2 separate regions of the Homo sapiens genome follow, and region 2 is linked to region 1. The links are chromatin contacts, found by Hi-C or POLR2A ChIA-PET in ENCODE. All regions are on one chromosome and are shown on one strand. The core of a region is the stretch at or near the end of the contact, and the rest is flanking DNA. Distances in the headings are between cores, read along the strand shown. Region 1 holds the start of NPAS3 (neuronal PAS domain protein 3). Region 2 overlaps NPAS3 (neuronal PAS domain protein 3).

The links. A loop is a pair of places that touch in the nucleus more often than their neighbours do. ChIA-PET counts read pairs that join two places held with the same protein, here RNA polymerase II (POLR2A). Pooled maps may share reads with other maps.
Region 2: a loop to region 1 is called in a map of dorsolateral prefrontal cortex, with 8 times the contacts of the local background. The contact joins the enhancer-like site here to the promoter of NPAS3 in region 1. A Hi-C loop is called at or near these places in 7 of 168 maps with a recorded cell type or tissue (A673, aorta, dorsolateral prefrontal cortex and 3 more) and 3 of 50 pooled maps. POLR2A ChIA-PET finds 5 or more read pairs at or near these places in 5 of 52 experiments (CD4-positive, alpha-beta T cell, GM12878, Panc1 and 1 more).

Annotation. Positions count from the first base shown.
Region 1 is chr14:32,936,194-32,941,392 of GRCh38, forward strand. NPAS3 (neuronal PAS domain protein 3) reads left to right here and starts at 2,686. Exons shown (of 12, transcript NM_001164749.2): 1 at 2,686-3,173. The coding sequence starts at 3,124.
Region 2 is chr14:32,982,399-32,987,427 of GRCh38, forward strand. All of the region lies in intron 1 of NPAS3 (neuronal PAS domain protein 3), which reads left to right. Among named protein-coding and RNA genes, the nearest start is that of NPAS3, 46 kb to the left of the region's middle. Within about 2 kb of position 3,618, at least 4 of the 41 ENCODE cell types and tissues checked have a DNase peak (open chromatin) inside an H3K27ac peak, as active enhancers do; they include A673 and dorsolateral prefrontal cortex, where a contact is called at or near this core.

The DNA of each region.
Region 1 (5,199 bases), core at 1,436-3,935:
CAGTGACCAGAGCAGATTTTGCATAACACACTGAGTGTTTTCCAAGTTGATGTCCAGTATTCCAAATATTCTGTAGAAGACTTCATTATATGCTCTGTGTACTGTCTGAAGTTTTTTTTTTTTTTTAAAGAGTTTGGAAAATAACTCAAAAAGGGGCTATTCCTTGTCAAAGGGATTTTTGATTTAAATTATTTTAGTCTTGTTTTACTTCAGTGATTACAGGAATCTTTAATACAAAAGATCTGGGACTCTTTCAAACATGAAAGACTAGAAAAGAATTAGATTTTTCCTTTTCATGGTTCAGGTATGTTTTTTTGGTCACTTATACAACATTTAAATGACAATAGTATCTGGCGGTCACTTTAACTAGGAAGTGCAGGCAATGGTCACAATAGTATGGTCTGTGAAGTAGGGAGTCAAGGGTCAGAAATGTCAGATGGCCTTTGGAAGATTTCAGGGACCTCCGGGAACTTGAGCTAACTTATACCATATAAATTGGGCATAAAAGGGTGGGGGATTAGGAATTTTCTGCCATCAGGTTTGCTCTGAGTGTTGTTATCCTTTACCATAAAGATCACCTCAGAGAGAATTTTCCCTCAAGGCAGGAGCACCAGGGGCAGTCCCCTACAGTCTGCCACCTCAGCACTGAGAGCTGCACTGGTGCTTTCCACTTTCAACTTTGAATTTGGGCACCTTATGAAGTCTCTGAATCCCACTGCAGTTCTAAAGACTAAGGCTTTTTTTTTTTTTTTTCTAGCATCTCTAAACTTTAGCCTTTGGGGTGTATTATTCCCTCCTTCGATTTTTATGTTATATTGGCAGAAGAGAAGATGATAGCTGTGAAAAATGTAGCCTTCTTTGATTTTGTTACTAAGACATGATGACACCTGTTACTGTCTTTTAGTCAAAATAGGGGGAGGGGGGCAGAGAGTGAGCCGTGTAGGTCAAGGTCATTGGCAGGTGTTGGAGGTAGGGTCTGAGTCAGGAGTCCCCTGTCCTCTGGCACCTCAACAGGATTGTGGGGTTCTGAAGGACAGACTTAGTTTCCGCTTGGATTTGTTTCCATCTGGATTTGTTTGTTAAGTGAATGGTGACATATCATTTTACCAAAAAATTATTTTTAAGTACTTTTGAGGAGTCCGCCGCGGGAGTGACAGGAGTGGGGGGTTTTTCAAGCAAAGAGTGGCCTCTTGGGAGACTACAAGCTTCTCTCATTTGTCATCTTCGGGCAGAAACCCCCTAGACTGGGTGTCCTGGAGCCAAAACTTTGAACTGGCAACTTTTTCCCTTCTCTGCCAGCCCATGTATATCTTGTCCATAACACTCTCCACTCCAGTTCATTTCTCATTCTCTCCTACCTGTAGAGTGTACTCCAAAGAGAACTTAAACACCATCATGCAGATTAAACACCTCTACCACGAAAAACATTTATGTGTTCCTTTGGAAGTTTCCAACTCCCAGCCCTACTTTACTGGAGTCGTAGAGACCGAATGGAGGACCCCTTTTCAGGTCTTTATTTTTTTCTTAAGCTTAAAGTCAAATGCAGAACCTCACACAGGACTGATGTTTTCCATCAGGCGCTTTCATTCATTCAAAGTGGAAATGCTTTGGGAGTCCTTTCTACTTGCCTGGTTGACACATGACTGACCCAAGTCTCTGCGTAAAAAGCTGTCCACACGCTTCTGATTGGTTTAGTGGAGAAAACGCTCTGACCAGGGTCTACCCAGGTAACAGGATTCTAGCCCGGGCCCTGCACTGAGTAGCCAGCCTTTCTCTAGGCCTTGCTGAACTGTCAAACCGGGGTGCGGCTGGGCTAGATCCCAGAGGGTGGCAGTCCGGTCCCAAGTCCCGGGACCCGAGTCGGGAGGGGCTTCTGTATGTGAGTTTAAACGCGCGGGGATTCACCTGTGAACCCTGGGGTCTGCACTCCTGTACGTCCGTGACTGATGCAGATGCTCCGGCTTTGGGAACGCTGCTGAGAGCGCCAGAGCCACAAGGTGCTTGTGCTGCTGCTGCACCGCCCACGGGGCTCTTGGGCCCATCTGCTTGGGCCAGCGCACCCCCCATCCGTATTGATTTCCGCTGCCCCCAAGGAGCTCCCGGGACTGTGTCCTGCCCCAGCTCGCTCCTGTGGCCTCCCAGTTCCTTTTTCTGTTTCTTTCTTTCCTCCTGGCTGCAATACTCCAGAGAAGGGAAGTGTTTGAAACTGCAACTGAGTGGCGTTGTTGCGCCGGCAGCCGAGCCTCCCAGTCCCCCAACGAGAAAGAGAGAGAGAGAGAGAGAGAGAGAAATTGAGAGAGAGAGAGAGAGAGAGAGAGAGAGAGAGAGAGAAGGGGGGGGAGGTGTGTGTCTGCGTACGAGAGAGCGCTCTGGAGCAAAGCAGCTGGAAAATGCCCAGAAATACTTTCACAGCGGTCAAGCTGGAACCCCCCGCGTGTCCTCCCCCTTCCCGCTCCTCCCGGCCTAGACCCCGCGCCCCCCGCAGGGAGGGTGTGCGCCCCACCTGCCACCGGGCTGCTCCGGGTGGTAGAAAGGGGTGACGGGGGACGGGGGCGGGGGCGGGTGGCGGCGCGGGGGTGAGAACCCGGAGGCGGCGGGGCCCTGGGCCGGGCTGCCCGCGGGACCGCGCGGCCGCCTCCCCCCGCCGCCGCCGCCGCCTCCCCCTCCTCCTCCTCCGCCGCCGCCGCCGGTCGCCTGTCTCCGCGCCGGGCATGCCTCGGGAGCCGGGGCGGCCCGGGCCGCGGGCGCTCTGCGGCGCATGGACGGCGGCGGCGCCGGGCGAGCAGCGGGAGGAGAAGGCGCAGGCGGCGGCGGAAGCGGCGACCCACGGCTGGGAGCACCGGCGGCGCGAGGGGACGGCCGGCCGCCCGCGAGGCTCCGGCCCCACTACTTTTCCGTAGCCTCCCCACCTCAGCAGCACGGCCGCCGCCGCCGCCGCCGCCGCCGCCACGGCCACGGCCACGGCCCCGGCCCCGGCCACCGCCCGCCGGGCAGCCCAGAGCGCCGCGCACGGCCGCACTCTCCCGCCACCCCACGCACACGCACACCCCCGCCCGCCCACGCCCCCCACCCGGGAGGGGGGAGAGAGGCAAAAAGTAAGAGAGGAAAAAAAATAGCAGGAAGATGGCGCCCACCAAGCCCAGCTTTCAGCAGGATCCTTCCAGGCGAGAACGGTAACACTTTTCTGTTTATTGAACCTGCCGCCGGGCCGCTGCTCCCGCCGCCGCCGCCTCCGCCGCCGAGGGCCCCTCTCCGCAGCCCGCCCGCCTCCTGGGCCGCGAGCCCGCGGGGACCTCGTCTGGGCGCAGCGCTCGCCCGGGGCCCCGCGCATTGTCCCCGCGGCGGCTGCGGCAGCGAGAGGCTCTGGCGGCGGCCGGGCTCTCTGAGCAGTCGCACCTCCTCGGCTCGGCGAATAGAGTGACTCACTGACAAAAAAAAAAAAAAAAAGAAGAAAGAAACAGAAAAGAGAAAAAGAAAAAGAAACAAACAGATGCGAAGGCGCTGCCGTGTGACGGGAGCAGCAGCGAGGGTGGGGGGCCGGGGATCCCCGGGGCCGCCGCAGGTCCCCTAGCAGCTGCTCTCGAGGAAGGGAATGAGGCTGGGGAGGGGGAGGGAAGGCGGCGAGCAGGGGGAGGAGGCGAGGAGCAGGAGGAGGAGGCCGGGGGCGGGGAGCGCGGAGCTCGCGCCAGGCCCGGAATGTGTCGCGGAGGGGCCGGCTCCGTCTCCGCGCGAGCAGCTAGGCCGGGCCGAGCCCAGAGGAGCGCGGCCGCCGCCTCCCTGCCTCCCGGGCTGCGCCCTCCGCTCGGCAACTTGTGGGTCTCCCGCTCTGCCCTCCGCTCTCATCTTCCCCTCCTCTCCATACCCCTCCCAAAGGAAAAAGAAAAATAAAGAAGAAAACCCTCAAATCCAAATAAGCAAACAAACAGCGAGATCCAAAATGTGTCAGCAGTTGGAGCATCTATGCCCCGTTAGTTACTGTTTGGGGATCTGTGTTTTAAAAAGTTCCTGGTGAGAATTGCATATCCAAGCAAGGGGCTCAGTCGAGCATGTCTATTTGAAGTTAGTTAAACTAGTACAGCCACAGGGAAAGGGAGTTTGTGTTCAAAATACCCGTAACTGTTCTACGTGAGTAGCATTGATAGATTTTCAGAGTAACTCAGCACCCCCTCCCCATCACCACCAACGTGGTTTTCCCTCCTGCTGTCCACCCAGCCTACTTTCTTTGGAATCCTATTTACTATTAATTGGCAACGTTAATGACATTAATTGCATATAGCATATTGGTTTGAGCAAAGTGGATATCTCTTTCTGTCTCCGAAGAGGAAAGGCGCAGTAGGAAGTATGAAACGTCACCCACTGATTCATGAGGAAAACAAATACAGTAAGATATATGCACCCCCACCCGCAGCAGGCGCGTTGATTTTCCTCACAGGCTTAAGTGAACTTGAAAAGAAGACAAAGGATGTGCTTAGTTGCAAGATTTAATTATTATAACATAGTTTTATTTTTGATGCAACATAATATTTAACCTATAGCTTACATCAGAAGACGATAAGGGGATATTCAGACATCCATTCATTTAAAAGGCTTCTATTGTACTGTTGCTTATTTCTTTCATACGATAGGGAAGGCACAATTGTCAGGATTAAGGAAATACTTTTGTTAAGTAGATACATAATTGACTAATTCTGAACTCTAGATGATTCTGTAAACATCATATATCAGAGAGTAAATCATACATAATCCAGTTTTTAAAGATGTTAAATGTGTATAGCATTAACTATTGCTCCCAAACTGTAGAAAATCTGACAACTCATACAGCTAAAATGAGTATTTACTTCTTAAGAAGTATCAGTGTTTCATGAAGAATTCACACTTTACTCTTGTAGTAGAAAAAATAATTTCTCAGAGCATTGTGCAAGGATTTTAAAAATTATTTTTTATCTAACATGAAGATGAATACTTTTTGAAATCTGAGGTTTATAATTGGTTTTCTTCCCCCTCCCCTCCCCTCCCCTTCCCTCCTCCCTCCCTCCCTTCCCCTCCTCCCTCCTTTCCCCTCCTCCCTCCTTCCCCTCCCCTCCTCCCTCCCTCCCTCCCTCCCTCCCTCCCTCCCTCCTTCCTTCCTTCCTTCCTTCCTTCCTTCCTTCCTTCCTTCTTCCCAGTTCTGTTGTTAATAAATATGTTTACTGGGATGGC
Region 2 (5,029 bases), core at 2,368-4,867, 47 kb after region 1:
AAAATAAGATATCCCTTACAATAGTATCTTACCAAACACAGTGGCTCATGCCTGTAATCCCAGCACTTAGGGAGGCAGAGGCAGGAGGATTGCTTGAGCCCAGGAGTTTGAGACCAACCTGGGCAACATAGTGAGATCTCATCTCTACGAAAAGAAAAAAAAAATCTCTATCTGCACTACTTAAATGACTGACCTTTTAGTCCATGCTCTTACTTCTGTTATAAATGTTCAAGACTTGAGACAACTTCTTCCTTCTCAAATTCAATTAGTTCCTAAATTCAATACACTTATCTTCAGCATGGTCCCTTGCATCTGTCCACTGCATTATATGAACCAGTCAATAGGCATTTTATTGCTAACTGTAGGATAAAGGAACAGAAGGAAGGTAAAACCCGTATCACTCAATTTCCCCGGTTGCTAATATCACTCAGATGGTGGAGGCGGAGTTAAAACTATTGGCCAAAATAAAGCTGTAGGTAACTTGCAGTTTTGCTTATTGTTCTGTAATGATAGGAATAATTTAAAAGTTTGAGGCTACAGCAGAAATGAAGTGTGTCTGATTTGGCCAGTTGTAACAGTTTATAGCATGGCATGCAATTATAAGTTATCTTAAGTGAAGATGAAAGGAAAAAAAAGTTTGTTAGGTATAATTAGAGAAGAAAAACCTATTTCAATACTAAAAACTGTAGATGTTTGAGTAGCATATTGCCATCATACAAAGGTATCAAGGGGTATTTTCACCGCCTTCAACTAGTAATAATAATGAATATATGCCCCATTAAAGACTATTTTAAAAAAATCTTCAAGTTCTGTCTTTATTAGAGTATTTTGTAGGGTTTACATCCCTGAAAAATATGTCCTTGTGAAATTTTGTATTTTTCTTTAGACTATAAAAATTCTCCCACTTCTTACTTCACCAAATTGTGTATGTGTGCATGCATATGTATATGCATGCTTTATATTGATGGAATGATTTAGTACATTAAATAACCTGTTTACATTCCCACTATTCAGGGCAGGGCACTCACTTGTATTAAATTATTTATTTTTGAGATAAACACTTTCATCTGTCATTGTAGGTTTCCACTCATTTTTGTTCCTCTAACAATAATATTAAGTGCAAAATTTCCCTTTATAGATGAAAAAATAATATACACCAGTATTCATTCTAAAAGTTTTTGCCAAACAGTATAAATTTAAATCTTTGGCTGAAACTGTGTGATTTGTGTGGTTTCCCTTCCGTGTCAATAATGGCTATATATTAGTGATGCTGCACTATATTCATGCAATTTATAACACATATTTAATGAAATAGAATTATTATTATTATTATATATTTTTTAAATGGAGTCTTGCTCTTTCACCCAGGCTGTAGTGCAGTGGCATGATCTTGGCTCATTGCAACTTCCACCTCCCAGATTCAAGCAATTCTCCTGCCTCAACCTCCTGAGTAGCTGGGACTACAGGCATGTGCCACCAAGCCTGACTAATTTTTGTGTGTTTAGTAGAGATGGGGTTTTGCCATGTTGGCCAGGCTGGTCTCGAACTCCTGACCTCGAGTGATCTGCCCACCTTGGCCTCCCAAAGTGCTGGGATTACAGGTGTGAGGCACTGCACCCGGCCAAATAGAATTATTAAGTATTGTACAGAAAAACTTATTTAGAAGAGAAGTCATTTAATACAGTGTGGTAAAGTGAAGTTTAACTGACTAGATTCAGTATATGTAACACATTATATGGTTTCCCATGTTGTGAAAGAGAGTTGCCAATCTTTAGATGCAACCCTGACCTGTTATAGTGCCTCAATCTTATTTTGTTTGGTTTTAATCCCTGCTGTATCTTAGAATTTTGTATGGAGTTAGAAGCAGAGCAAGGGTTTTTTCTCCAGCTGTTCTTCAAGGATCTTCCACTTAGATTGGAGCAATGTGCTTATATAAATCTTGCCACATTTTTAGTGCTTCTGTAAGGTGAAAATGCTCAAATAGGGTTACGTAAATACAAACTTACTTTGGGAAAAAAAGTAAGAGGGAAAGAGATGAACTGTAACAGAGATCTGGTTTTTCATCAACATTTTGTTTTATGAGTCTTTGGAGATGTGGCTAAGTTGAGTAACTAAATACTTATGCTTCAGTTCTCTATAAGCCTTTCTTGTGCTGTATTTTGAATGGAAATAATTTTAAAGCAGTTTTTTCTTTGGTATTCACAAAATTCTTTCCAACAACATTATCAGTGAATTGGATGACATTGAGATAGCAGGAATACTATTGTGTTTGTATGTGTTTTTTAGAGATGGAAACTCCTTAAAAAAACACAGTGGAACCGAAATAATGTCTTTATTGTTCATTCTTAACAGAAGCTCCATTTTCTTTTGTAGGGTGGAAATGGTTGACTTTAATTATCCTTAGTCATGTGAATATTCTGTGAATTTTTGCCCTGTCTTCTAAAAGAGTTTGTGGGGGAATGGCCACCAAGTCTACAGCTCCAGTGTAGTCATTCCTGTGTTCTAAAAGCTCAGTATTTGATTTAATTGCTAAGGACAATTGCATCAGTGGGGATTTTTCTGACTTGATATCTATGTTGCAAACTAATTAAGTCCTGGGTATAATGTGCATAAAAATATACATAATTTGAGAGCCAAATTATATGTATTCTTTCATACTGGGAGTTCTTTAAATTGTGGTAATGATTATTTGTTGATATTCATGGGGGCCATATGATATGGACATCAGAACATTGTCTCAGCTTGATGTGCTTATAGTCAGATAACAAGGAATTCATATATATTGATACAGAAAATGGTAAACAAAGAAAGTAATCCTACCAATGGGCTTGGTGACTGTGGTCTTTATGTATGCTGGTGTCTCATTTTTAATTTAGGTAGGGCTCGTGTGTGTTGAAGGAGAGAGGTGCAGCTACACAATTTAGAGGCTATGGAACATTTTTGAAAAGTCAGAAATCTATAGTACACAAAAATTTTAATTATCCAAATAACACAGGGAGGGGACCTTTGGTTATTAAAATACTCAGCCTTGTTGTTAGGCTATTCTCTTGCAAATGGGAACTTTTAGTGTTTCAAGAATTAATATTTCTGCTTGTTTTCTGTAAATAATTTATCTAATGCCAAAAATACATGTCTAGTAAAGAAATTTAGCTCCTTTTGGAATTTTCAGTGCAGACTTACTAGGGAAGATTTTTCTTAATGTATGCCAGCTAGGTATTATGTTTAAAAAACAAAACAAAACACAAAAATCAACAAACTCATAAGAAAAGATACACCATGGAAGGGAAAAGAAAGCAGAAAAAAAGATTTCAGGCCTGTAGGAGTGCAAAGAGTTGATTTCTGTATTTAACAAGGATGTTTAGGATTCACATTCTCAACATGGATGGCAGCAGCCTGATTCTCCATAATGCAAGGAAATAGCTTAGAAGAAGCTATAAAGTTCTGTCATGTCATGGCTTGGTGAGCGAGGATGGATTTACACGATCAAGGATATAAATGGCTTTGAGTGAGTCGTTAGTCATAAGGTCCACGATTCTTCATAATTGACATGGCTTCCCCGTGTCATTCAGACAGACAGCAGTAAGGACATGGGGCTGCAGCCATTGTCACTACAGCCCTGAGAGTCCACATGGGCGCCGCTGTGAGGATTCTGAACTCTCCGTGCAGGAGAACACTGTGTGCCTCTTGAACCGTCTGTGTGCAGCTGTGGTTTTGGATGTGTTGCATCATTTTAGAAATCATGGCTGGGGCTCTAGCTTTAAGTTTCTCACTCTGATTTGTATGATTTAGAGGAGAGAATATGAAAACTGGTTCCATTTCCCTCCAAGTGTGACCTGTGTTCACACTTTAGCTTGTGTTTTGAGAACAGGGTGGGAATGTTCTCATGTCATTCATTATGATTCAGCGTATTTTAATGAGGAGAAAGGGAAGTATAGTCTCTTTAATTTAAAATATTTTGGATAGTCTACTGGGTGCCTTCCTTCCAAGGAACCATGGACATTTTGACACATTCTGAAAGAGTTGGACACAGCTGATTTCCTTTGACTATCAGGAAAAGTATGGAGAAGGAGAAAGGGAAACCTCTGTGTGCATGGGTTTTTGTGTGTTGATGTCAGTGGGGAGGGTGAGGTTTTGATTCCATTACTATATGTCAAGTATGTTTTAAAATGTGACCTAAATCTAAAGGCAATGCTAACTCCAATCAAAGACTTTTCTATTAAAATTTAAAGTTATTTTCGGTGTCTCATTCTACATTTTTAATAGTGGCATAATTGTAAAAATTATTTTGAAGGTTAGTGGTAGTAGTTAAAAAAGTTAGCAGTTCCACTGCATAACATTTAGTTAACAGCAGCGTTGTAGCTTTGATTGAGCTGGGCTGTGGGAATGCAGGTCTTTAGCTAAGGATGGATATGATTTTACTTTATTTTTTTTAAGGTGGAGAAATGAATGAGGCATGCATTCATGTTTTTCACCTAGGCCAAATGGAAGACTTTTCAGTGATGTAACCCATTAGGCTGGAGAAGCTTTTCTGTGGCGCTGCCCCGCGGTGCTGAGAATAAGTTATGAATGCTGCACTGTTTTCAGTGCAGAGGGCTTTGCCGGGAAGAGAGCGGTGTGCCTGGGCCCCAGCTATTGAGAAGATGCCAGTCAGGGATGAAAACGTCTTTCATGAAACTATAGCTAACTTCCCTGTGACACATTACCATAGAGCAGAGAGTATTTTTAAACCAATAGTGTGAAAATAAGCACAATACCTTATAAAAGTCGGAAGGCTTTATTTTAAAGTATGCACATTGAGTGACTAAAAATACACAAGTTTGTGTCAGAATTTTTTTTTTTTTTTTTTAGTGAATTGGTCTTAGCAATTTCCCTTCTCTCCCTCTCTCTCCCTGTTCACAGCTCTGATTTCTTTTGCCTTTTGGTTACAACTACAAAAGATGTCTTCTGAGACAAATGCTGGTCCATGACATCAGGATGAAGGAATGCTCAGCCCAGTCCTGCATGTTTGAAAGCATCAGCTGCTTGAAAA